2 separate regions of the Homo sapiens genome follow, and region 2 is linked to region 1. Evidence: chromatin contacts called from ENCODE Hi-C or POLR2A ChIA-PET data. All regions are on one chromosome and are shown on one strand. Each heading gives the region's core, a stretch centred on a gene start or an enhancer-like site at or near the end of the contact. The rest is flanking DNA. Distances are from core to core; before and after follow the strand shown.

Region 1 (5,388 bases), core at 1,032-3,531:
CAAGAAGTAGGAGCTGAATCTGTGCATGTGGGACAGACTGCACAGGAACGAGACTAGCACGTCCCAAAAGAGAGAAGGAGGGAAGCAGAATTAAAAATAAATCAGACCCACAGGGAGCCAGGTTCCTGCATCCAGGTAGAGAAGGAAGGGCTTCCTTGAGGCTCTAAGGACCCTGGGTATGGCTCACATATCAGGGGCAAAAACTTCCTTTAAGAACAGAGAGGATTCTTCATCAGTCACATACAGCCTGGTTCTCAGCCTCCTCCCCTTGACACACAAAATGCATGTGTTTACCCAGAACACACTCTCCTGAGGCCCACAGATGACGGGGCTGAAGCGCAGCAATTCACAGTGAGCTTGCTGCAACTTCACACCCCATTTGCCCACCACCAAAGTTTCTCAGAAGGCAGGTGAGTGACAGGAATCTTCAAAGTGGTGGACAGCAGTAATTCATAATCCAGGCTTGGAGCCAGACTACCTGCATTCAAATTCTGGCTCCACCGACTAGCTGTGTGTCCTTGGGCAAGCTGATTAACCTCTTTGGGCCTGAGTTTCCTTACTGTAGAATGGGAATGATTACAGTTCTTAGTTCAAAATGCCATTGTGATAATTAGTTTATTGGGTAAGCTCTCCATGAAACTAGCTATTACTGTTTTTAAAATTCTTGGGCATTATTCTATTAATCAAGACAAATGGTCTGTCTCTGTCTCTCTCTATATTTTTTAAAAAACTATTATTTTGAGAAGAGGTGGAGAGTGTTTGGGAGACCTAGAGTCAAAAGGCCTCCCTACTTGAGAAAGGGTTGCTTTCTTTACAGTATTGCATCTTCCTATCTATGAACCTGGTCTATCTCTCCATTTACTTAGGCCATTTTTATGTCCATCATTAAAATTTTGTAATTTTCTTTGTAAAGATCATATATATGTTTTTAAAACAGCACTAATCCTAGATATATTATGGATCTTTATGAATTATAACTGGAATTTTCTTAAATTTACATTTTCTAGTTGGTTATTCTGGTATGTGTAGGAATAATATTGATTTTTATACGTTGTTCGTATCCAAAAACATCCCTCCTGGGAAGGTTCTATGGTGGAGCAGAAACAACTTTACCAAGAGTACCTCCAGTGGGGCAGCTCATAGGCTTCCGAGCTACTGGCAGAAGCATTCAGTCTTATTGACTAATACATGTGCTTCCTGAAACAGACAGAGACCATTGGCTCCTATGGTCTGGGTTTGGGGTCAGAAAAAATGGGCAGAAGGATTTCCAGAGGGAATTGCATTTCATATTTCATCTAACCAACACTGAGACCCTTGCAAAAAAGTGTGCTTATTCTTCCTAGAGGTTCAAAGAGAAATAAGATCCCAGTTCAAATGAACTTACTGTCTAGTGGTGGAGACAGATATATAAGCAGGTAGCTGCTCTATAGATCAGGGGTTGGTAAACTTTTTCTGTAAAGGGCCTGATAGCAAGTATTTTTATCTTGTGGGCCATGTCATCTCTGTCATACAACTACTTTGCTATTGTATTTGTAAAGCAGCCAAAGACAGTAAGTAAACAGACGGGCATGGCTACTATAGAGAGGGATAAGTAGGGGACAAGAATGGGGTAAATGGTGGACTGGAAAGAAACCTAGTTTTCGAGTAAGACAGATTCTAATTGCAATTTAACCTTCTGCTGAGTGCTGTGATTGGGTGAATCACTTAATTTCTCCAAGTCTACTGCTCCCCTATCTTTATATGGGATAGTCATATTGGTCTCTATGTTGCTGGGAGTATTAAATGGGACAACTGCTAACATTCTATTGAGCACTTGAAATGTACCAACCACCATGCTAATTCCTTCACTGTATTCATTTAATCTTCGCAATAATCCTGTGAGGTAGGTACAATTATTATCCCCATTTTACAGATGTGGGCTCTTGACGTTTCGTGATGGACCCAAAGTCATTAAGTCACAAAATTAGGAAGTGACTTGACCCAGAAGCCACAGTGTTAGCTCTGTGCTGTGCTTCTTCCTCAGGGCCCATAGAAAGTGTCCATCTCAGAGGCTGGCACACGTGAGCTGGCCAAAAAACATTGCAGTAGTTCCCCCATCTGTGGTTTCTCTTTCTGAGGTTTCAGTTACCCAAGGTCAACCACAGTCTGAAAACATTTAATGGAAAATTCCAGAAATAAACAATTCATCAGTTGTAAATTACGCACCGTCCTGAGTAACGTGATGAAATCTCACGCCATCCTGCTGCTTCCTGCCTGGGGCATGAATCACTCCTCTGTGTGTACTACCTGCCCTCTTAGTCAGTTAGTAGCTGGCTCAATTATCAGATTGACTGTCAGGTGGCATTATGGCAGTGCTTGTGTTCAAGGAACCCTTCTTTTACTTAATAATGCCCCCACATTGCAAGAGTAATGATGCTGGCAATTCAGATATGCCAAAGAGAAACCATAATGTGCTACCTTTAAGTGAAAAGGCGAAGGTTTTCAACTTAGTTTAGAAAAAAAAAACGTGTGCTGAGATTGCCAAGATCTGTGGTAAGAACAAATCTTCTATCTGAGAAATTGTGAAGAAGGAAAAATAAATTTGTGCTAGTTTTGCTGTTGCACCTTGAACTGCAAAAGTTAATGGCTACAGTGAAAAATGCTTCGTTAAGATGGAAAAGTTCTAAAACATGTGGGTGGAAGATGTGAACAGAAATGTGGTCGGCAATTGGGTTCAGTACTATGCTTGGTTTCAGACATCCACTGGGGGGTCCTGGCATTCCCCGTGGATAAGGGAGGTGGCTGTTGTTTGCTGGAGCAGTAGCTGAGAGGCACAGACAATTTCAGTGTACTGCATCTCCATGCCTAGCTCATTGCTCTGCGCATAGGTAGCACTCACTAATATTTATTTGTTGAGAGGTGAGTTCTTTCCATGTCCTGCCCCGCCCCACCCCAGCACCGAATTGCAAACATGGTACGATGATAACTCTTTCCCTGAGGCAGGGGGTTAGGGATGGCTCAAGACAAGGCATTACTGGAAGCTTACTTAGCAGGAGGGGTAAGAAGCCGTCTTCCAGGTGGAAAAGGGGAGGAAGGGCATTTCAGTCCGAAGGAAAAGCTCTTTGCAAAGGTGCACTTTTCTATACCACCTGGACTTTGTTCCAAACCCTTACTCCTCCTTCCTCTGGCAGCTTTCTGTCATGGACAGTGCTCTGATGCCAGATGCTGGCTGGCCTTGATTGCTTTTGGCTTCTGGACCTGGTTTCTTGGTTTGTTTGTTCTTTGCTTATTTATTCCCTATGTGTTAGGCACTGCACTAGGTACTGGAGACGACTCCTGAAACTCCCACTTAAACAGAGGCCAGTACGGAAGAACACATTGTATGCTGAATGTTAGGAAGGAGCAGTCAAGATGACCAGGTATGTGGCCATTGACAGGTACCCCACCCAGAGCTGCTTGTCAGGAAAGGCTCTAGGAAGAGGGGGTACCTTCAGTGATTTGTCAAGGAATTAGCTTGACAAAGGAGATGGAGGTGGGGATACAAGGCAGGGAAGGGTGGGGGTAGAAGGAGTGGCACAGGATGGAGGTGGAGAGAGTTGTTGCAGGCAGAGGCAGCAGCAAGTGCAAAGACCCTGAGGTGGGGAAGGAGCAGGTTTGTCCTAGGAGCTTCCAGAAGGTCACCGTGGCCTTCCCTAAAGAGTGAGGGGACAGTGTCTACAATGAGCCTGGGAGGCAGGCAGGGGCCAGGTTTATGGGCCTCACAGACCTTTGTAAGGAATTTGGATGTTATCCCAATGATACAGGGAAACAGATGGGCGTGGAGGCAGGAAGCCACAGTGAGTTCTCTGATTTCAAATCAGAACATGACTCTACTCCCACGATCCAGCAAGTGTCATACAGCCAAGTTACCCTCCCCCAAAACCTGTAAACTCACCGGAGAGCAAATAAGCTCCTGCTTCAGAGGTTCTTCAATTGATTAAAATCGACAAGTTATTTCTTGTGAGGTTCAGTTTTCAGGTGGTTGAAATCTCTCTTTCTCTTTCTAATTACATGTGGGCCCTGCTTTTCCTCCATCCAGGTCATGTCAATATGTGTCTTGTCTTCTCTTGTGGTTTAATGAGTAGCTACAGCTTCTGTTCTCAAAGTGTGTCCCCCAGACAACCTGTTAGACATGCAAACTCTCAGGCCCAACTCAGATCTTCTGTTACCAGAAAGGAGTCTCGACCCAGACCCCAAGAGTGGGTTCTTGGATCTCATGCAAGAAAGAATTTACAGCAAGTTGCAGAGTGCAGTGTAGTGAAGATAGCTTATTAAAGACTGCTCTATTTCAGAGTAGGCTGTCCTCCAAAAGCAAGAGAAGGAACGCCCCTACCTCAAATACAGTGCTTGCTTGTATAGGATAACAGAGCTGAAAATAATGGCCTTATGTGCTTTACTACAAAGGCTCATGACAAGCTTGTGACAGGCTGTTAGTATTGTTATTCTCTTGTGTAACTATTGATTTTTGCAAAAATTTATGAACCTACTATTATCTCTAAAGCAAAACCTATTCTTAAACTAAGAATGCTTTTTGTTCTTAAGATATTGGGACATCAGGAGATTTCCTTAAGTTCTGAGTCCTGTTCCATTAGTAAGCATCATTAATCTGTTCCCTCAGCCATAAACATCTTGTGACTAGGAGTGCATAGCCTCCTGGGATTGTAACCCAGCAGGTCTGACTTTCTTCAATTCTTATTCAAGATGGAGTTACCCTGGTTCGGATGTCTGTGACACTTCTGAATCAGAAACTCTGGGGCTGAGGCCCAGCCATCTGGATTTTCATAAGCCCTCCTGGTGATTCTGATGCATGCTGGAGTTTGGGAACCACCAGCATAGAGCTTCCTGAAGCTTCATGTGTGGAAAGAACCTCAGGCTGACAAGAAACAACAGATGCTATTGAGGTTGTGGAGAAATAGGAACGCTTTTACACTGTTGGTGGGAGTGTAAATTAGTTCAACCATTGTGGAAGACAGTGTGGCAATTCCTCAAATATCTAGAACCAGAAATACCATTTGACCCAGCAATCCCATTACTGGGTACATACCCCCCAAAATATAAATAATTCTATCATAAAGATACATGGACTCGTATGTTCATTGCAGCGCTATTCGCAATAGCAAAGACGTGGAATCAACCAAAATGCCCATCAATGATAGACTTGATAAAGAAAATGTGCTACATATACACCATGAAATACTATGCAGCCATAAAAAGGAACAAGATCATGTCCTTTGCAGGAACATGGATGGAGCTGGAAGCTATTATCCTTAGCAAACTAATGCAGGAGCAGAAAACCAAACACCACATATTCTCACTTACAAGTGGGAGCTGAACAATGAGAACGCATGGACACAGGGAAGGGAGCAACAC
Region 2 (5,388 bases), core at 2,056-4,555, 81 kb before region 1:
CACTGTAGCCTGGAACTCCTGGACAAAAGTGATCCTCCCACCTCCGTCTCCTGAGTAGCTGGGACTACAGGTGTGCATCACCACACTCAGCTAATTTTTTTTTTTCCAATTTAGAAAGTTTATTTTGCCAAGATTAAGGACATGCATGGGCACGGGACACAGCCTCAGGAGGTCCCTGATGACATGTACTCAAGGTGATCAGGATTCAGCTTGCTTTTATATGTAAAAATATGGAACATTTCATGAATTTGCATGTCATCCTTGTTCAGGGGCCATGCTAACCTTCTCTGTATTGTTCCAATTTTAGTATATGTGCTGCTGTAGTGAGCACTACCCAGCTAATTTGTATTTTTTTGAGATGAGGTCTCAGTCTGTCACCCAGGATGGAGTGCTGTGGCGCAATCTCGGCTCACTGCAACCTCTGCCTCTCAGGCTCAAGTGACCCTCCTCCATCAGCCTCCCGAGCAGCTGGGACCAGAGGTGTGTGCCACCACGCCCGGCTAATTTTTTGTATTTTTGGTAGAGATGGGGTTTCAATATGTTGCTTAGGTTGGTCTCGAACTCCTGAGCTCTAGCAATCCACCTGCCTTGGCCTCCCACAATTCTGGGATTACAGGTGTAAGCCTCCATACCCAGCCCTGCCCAGCTAATTAAAAAAAAATTTTTTTTTTTTTGTAGACATGGGGTCTTGTTACATTGTCTAGCTGGTCTTGAACTCCTGCTCAAGCAATTCCCCTACTCTGGCCTCCAAAGTTCTGAGATTACAGGTGTTATTCACAGAGGCTGGTCCTTTCAAGGATGTTTAAGTGCTTTCCAGTAGTCACTCATATGTCAAAAGATTGCCGTAAGGATCAGACAACTGGAGGAAACCAGCATGGACTATGTCATTCCCGAGGGTGACTCTGAGCCCTAGGGCAGCTATTGATAAACATCTGACTCTTCTTCCTAGACTATGTCAATAGTGGTAACTGAGAGTAATGCTATGCCATTTGGTCACACTCTCAGCTTGCGGACGGGGTGACTAAAAGTGGGGAACTGTCAAAGCAAAATTAAAATGGAAACTAGGCTTGAAACATTCCTGAGCAAACAAACCAACTAGGCCTTAAAAATAGCCCTAACCTACTTAAACTGTAAACATAAATGAAACTTAACTTGGGTCATTTTTGGTAAATGCTTATGTTAGATACAAAACTTAACCTCAGCCAATCATAAGCAGCCAACTAACATGATCATGAGACTGGGGACTTTCCAAGAAAGTAAGCCAAAAAAGGCAACCAATCAAATCATTTCTTAATTTTGCTTCTGTATGCACTCTATGAATACTTGCCTCTGATGTTGTGTCATTGAAACACTAAATCCTCATTGGGTTTGGGGTTTCCCAAGTCACGAATTGCTTCTTAAGTACATTCTAAAATTTTATTGTGCCTGCTTTTTTTTCTTTTACAATAGTCCATGTGTAATACTTTTAGCTCATCATCTCCAAACTCCTTCCATGAGTAACTTTTTGGTATATGATGTTTCCTTGTACAGGGAATTCCTCAGACAGCCGCATAAGCCCTAGTCCTAGTGCTCAGAACAATGACACGTCTGCCAATATTTAACACTTTTAAAATACTGTTGGTGGTGGTTGTGTTGATGATGAAAGGCAGTGGGGAGGATGGCCTGGGTTCAATCTCTAGCTCCGGGCTATCAATGTATATAACATGGAGCCAATAATGTCTACCTCACAGAAATACAGATTATAAAATAAAAAGTAAAAGCATGTGACACCTAACTGTACAATAAATGTGTGAAGCTGTTTAAGTCCAAACATGGATCATTACATGTAAGATGGCCTATGTGTGAACATCAGCAGCTATCACAGCCACGTTCACATATATGTAAATTATCAAGGGGCATTACGCTTGGCACTGTTTAAAAGAAAGCAGGCAAGTGATCAAGTGAATTTTTATTACAAAAATTTTATAAAAATGGATTTCCAGGTAAAGATGGCAGAATAAAGCAGGACTACAGAATATTCTTCCTCTAATGCCTAATAAAATGAATAAAAGATGTTACATGCCACAGTACATTTTTCAGATCGTTACTGATAAATCAGAAAGCTTTATGAAAATCCAGATGGAAGGAAACACACAGTTCTGCCATGCATATTAAGATGCATTCACTCTCCTGCCCTAATAATTATCATATAACCTTATGGTAGACGATAGTCAATTAGTTGCCAACCAATACTTAAAAATTAGATTTCATATACTCTAAACTTCTGTCTTTTCTAGAAAAATAAATTGTTTACACTAGGCCTGCTTCCCAGGAATCATGTGCTCCAGTTTACCGAAGTCTCTACAACTCTTACCTTCGTTGCTTGCCCAGCTCCTGTAAGCACTTGCAACCCGTAGGTGGGCATTAATTCCCATTCTTACAGAGAAAGAAAATTTGAGGCTCAGGAAGAACAAGTGTTAAGTTACAGTAGTAGAGGCTGGGTTTCCATTCAGGTATTTCAAATAAGTGATACATTTTTCCATACTCTACCAACTGAAAATAAGGTGAATTCACCTTTGATCCCACTTACTGCTCTACTCTGCCAGGAGCCAGTTTATATGCGTGAGAATGAATGTTTCTCCTAACACACGTGTATGATTCTGTGCTCTTAGGCTACAAAAGCCATGCAATATGAATTTTTTATTCTTTCTGTCTAAAAGTATGTGATCAGAACTTGCCACATATATGTTTGCCCTGCTGTAGACCAAGAACCACTTTTTGGGACACTAAGTCAAAGCTGCTTATTGTATCTCATGGTTGTGTCAAAAAACTACACAGTATCATACTTACGTGCTGCACTTTTAATTTTATTAAAAAAGAAGCAAGTATCTTCAACATACCAAATGCTTTCACATTTCTGCCTGCAGGCACTGACCACAAAAATACAGACCCAACACAACAAAAGCAATTAACACAAGATAATTAAGTGGTAGTTACAAGTGGTGGGCAGGGGAAAGTGCAAGAGGCCAGCTGGCTGAGCAAGTGGAGTCATCACATGTGTCCTCAACATTGTGGGTTTAGGGATCCAGTGCAATCAGTTCACTTCTAAGAGGACTGGGGTTGAGGACTCGAGCTAGGCTGCTCTAAACTTGTACAAACAGAATTACAAATCAGAGTGCCAATTTATCTGTAGGGTTTGTTTAAGCAGTTCAGATCTGAAAGACTGCTGGCAGAGCCCTGAACTGGACTGAGAACAAACGTTTTTATGAGCCATCATCATCCACCTCCACAAAGTGCCTGCCTTACTCTAGGGTTTTTCTCAGCCAAATCTACTCATCTGATCAGGATGCCCTCTTGCCTGGACAATGTCAGAGGAACAAGGAAAACAACTGAGCTTTCCAGCTCTTCCTTTTCAACATTCCATGTTAGTCACCAAAAAGTAACACATAATGGAAATTCTCTAGATTACAGCTTATTTCCTGTTTAGTGCATTCTGTGTTGATGTCGTCCTTTAACAGTGAGGTAGCTCAGGGCATCCTTAGAGAGACTGAAGTGTTCTTGGTCTGATATCTGATACCAGCAACACATTTCTTTCTTTTTTTTTTTTTTTGAGATGGAGTCTCACTCTTTGGCCCAGGCCCCACTGCAGTGGCACTATCTCGGCTCGCTGCAAGCTCCGCCTCCCTGCAAGCTCTGCCTCCCGGGTTCACGCCATTCTCCTGCCTCAGCCTCCCGAGTAGCTGGGACTACAGGTGCCCGCCACCATGCCCGGCTAAATTTTTGGATTTTTAGTAGAGGCGGGGTGTCACCGTGTTAGCCAGGATAGTCTCGATCTCCTGACCTCGTGATCCACCTGCCTCAGCCTCCCAAAGTGCTGGGATTACAGGCGTGAGCCACCACGCCCGGCCTTTTTTTTTTTGAGATGGAGTCTTGCTCTGTTGCCCAGGCTGGAGTGCAGTCATGTGATCTCCGCTCACTGCAAGCTCTGCCGCCTGGGTTCGAGCAATTCTCGTGCCTCAGCCTCCTGATTAGCTGGGATTAAAGGCATGTGCCAATGTACCTGGCTAATTTTTTTTGTATTTTTAGTAGAGACGGCGTTTCACCATGTTGACCAGGCTTGTCTCAAACTCCTGACCTCAGGTGATACGCCTCCCTTAGCCCCCCAAGTGCTGGGATTACAGGTGTGAGCCACCGTGCCCAGCCTCAGCAGCACATTTCTATTTATAGTTTCTAGGTGATTTATTTTCTGCAGACTTTCTTGCATATGGTTAAGCCCAATCATTTCATTTAAGTTTTATAAACGTCTGTATTAGAGGATGGCATTTTAAAATTCTTTCCCCAGAACCCTGGAATGTACCTTTCTGGGCTATGCAAGCCTCATGCACTGACTACACAGGGCCACATGGGTAAATATATATGTATTGATGTGTATTTACATATCAAAAATTAAATAGACTATATGCTTAAATTAGAAACACAAAGAACAAAGGCTAAGTTCACTGCTTTACTATTCAATAAAATAGCTTTAAAAACTGTGAAACAGCCAAGTGGCCACATTCTAAACAGCGACGGAGACCTCCAAAATATTCTGTCCACCAAAAAAACACGAAGTTTCTGAATATGTAAAAATTAGTAGAAAATCAATTAGGTGACAAAGTCATTATAGTAGTGGCTTTCAAACCCTTTATAAAAAATAGCAGAATCATTTTAAATGTGGAATTATTTTATCTACTGAGATCTGAAGCAGCACTCAGTATACACAAGTGTGGCTGCATTGACTGCAGTGAGAAGGCAGGCGCCTCCATGGCTCACTGCCCCTTGGAGGCGCACTGCACTAACTCCTGAAGCAACTCCTTGTCCCCCAACACTGCATGGGTCACAGTCCAAAAACTGATTCCACATATGAATCATACCAATTTTTATGTAACAGAGTTCAGACAAATATATCAATTTGGGTATGATACAAATAAGTTTTTCATAGAGTTCTTTTAGAAAAGTGATTTTGAGGGAAGAGGACAGCGGAGTAGAAGAAAAACAATTTTAAGAACATACAATTAATTCAATTTTTCGGCATGGTATCCCACCTAGCAAAAGCCCTAGGTGAATACATGAGGTTCAGACCAGAAGCTTTCAAATTTCAGTATGCTTAAGAATCGCCTGAGGCGCTTGTTAATAAAAACAGAGATTTCTATGTTGCATCTCCAGAGACAGGGAATCATTAAGTTAAGGGTTGGGCTCAGGAATCCATACTTTCAACAGCCTGCCCAGGCATTCTGATGCTGCAGATAGCCTGCAGCGCGTACTCTGAAGAACAAGAGAAAGGCTTCAAGGGAAAAATTGAAAAAGACAGGGGGACACTGTTTAAAAGCAAAACCCAAACCACCTTTTCTGTCTTGTTGCTGAGAATGA

The links. A loop is a pair of places that touch in the nucleus more often than their neighbours do. ChIA-PET counts read pairs that join two places held with the same protein, here RNA polymerase II (POLR2A). Pooled maps may share reads with other maps.
Region 2: a loop to region 1 is called in a map with no recorded cell type, with 11 times the contacts of the local background. The contact joins two enhancer-like sites. A Hi-C loop is called at or near these places in 1 of 168 maps with a recorded cell type or tissue (endothelial cell of hepatic sinusoid), 1 of 37 single-sample maps with no recorded cell type and 7 of 50 pooled maps. POLR2A ChIA-PET finds 5 or more read pairs at or near these places in 1 of 52 experiments (T-cell).

What each region holds. Positions count from the first base shown.
Region 1 is chr17:56,784,009-56,789,396 of GRCh38, reverse strand. No RefSeq gene overlaps it. Among named protein-coding and RNA genes, the nearest start is that of C17orf67, 47 kb to the left of the region's middle. RefSeq lists enhancers at 2,151-2,210, 1,709-2,908. Within about 2 kb of position 2,281, at least 5 of the 41 ENCODE cell types and tissues checked have a DNase peak (open chromatin) inside an H3K27ac peak, as active enhancers do.
Region 2 is chr17:56,866,113-56,871,500 of GRCh38, reverse strand. DGKE (diacylglycerol kinase epsilon) reads right to left here. Exons shown (of 12, transcript NM_003647.3): 12 at 1,934-5,388. The region is part of intron 1 of LOC124904037 (a long non-coding RNA gene); the gene reads left to right. It also overlaps the pseudogene RNU6-1158P. Among named protein-coding and RNA genes, the nearest start is that of MIR3614, 23 kb to the left of the region's middle. Within about 2 kb of position 3,305, at least 2 of the 41 ENCODE cell types and tissues checked have a DNase peak (open chromatin) inside an H3K27ac peak, as active enhancers do.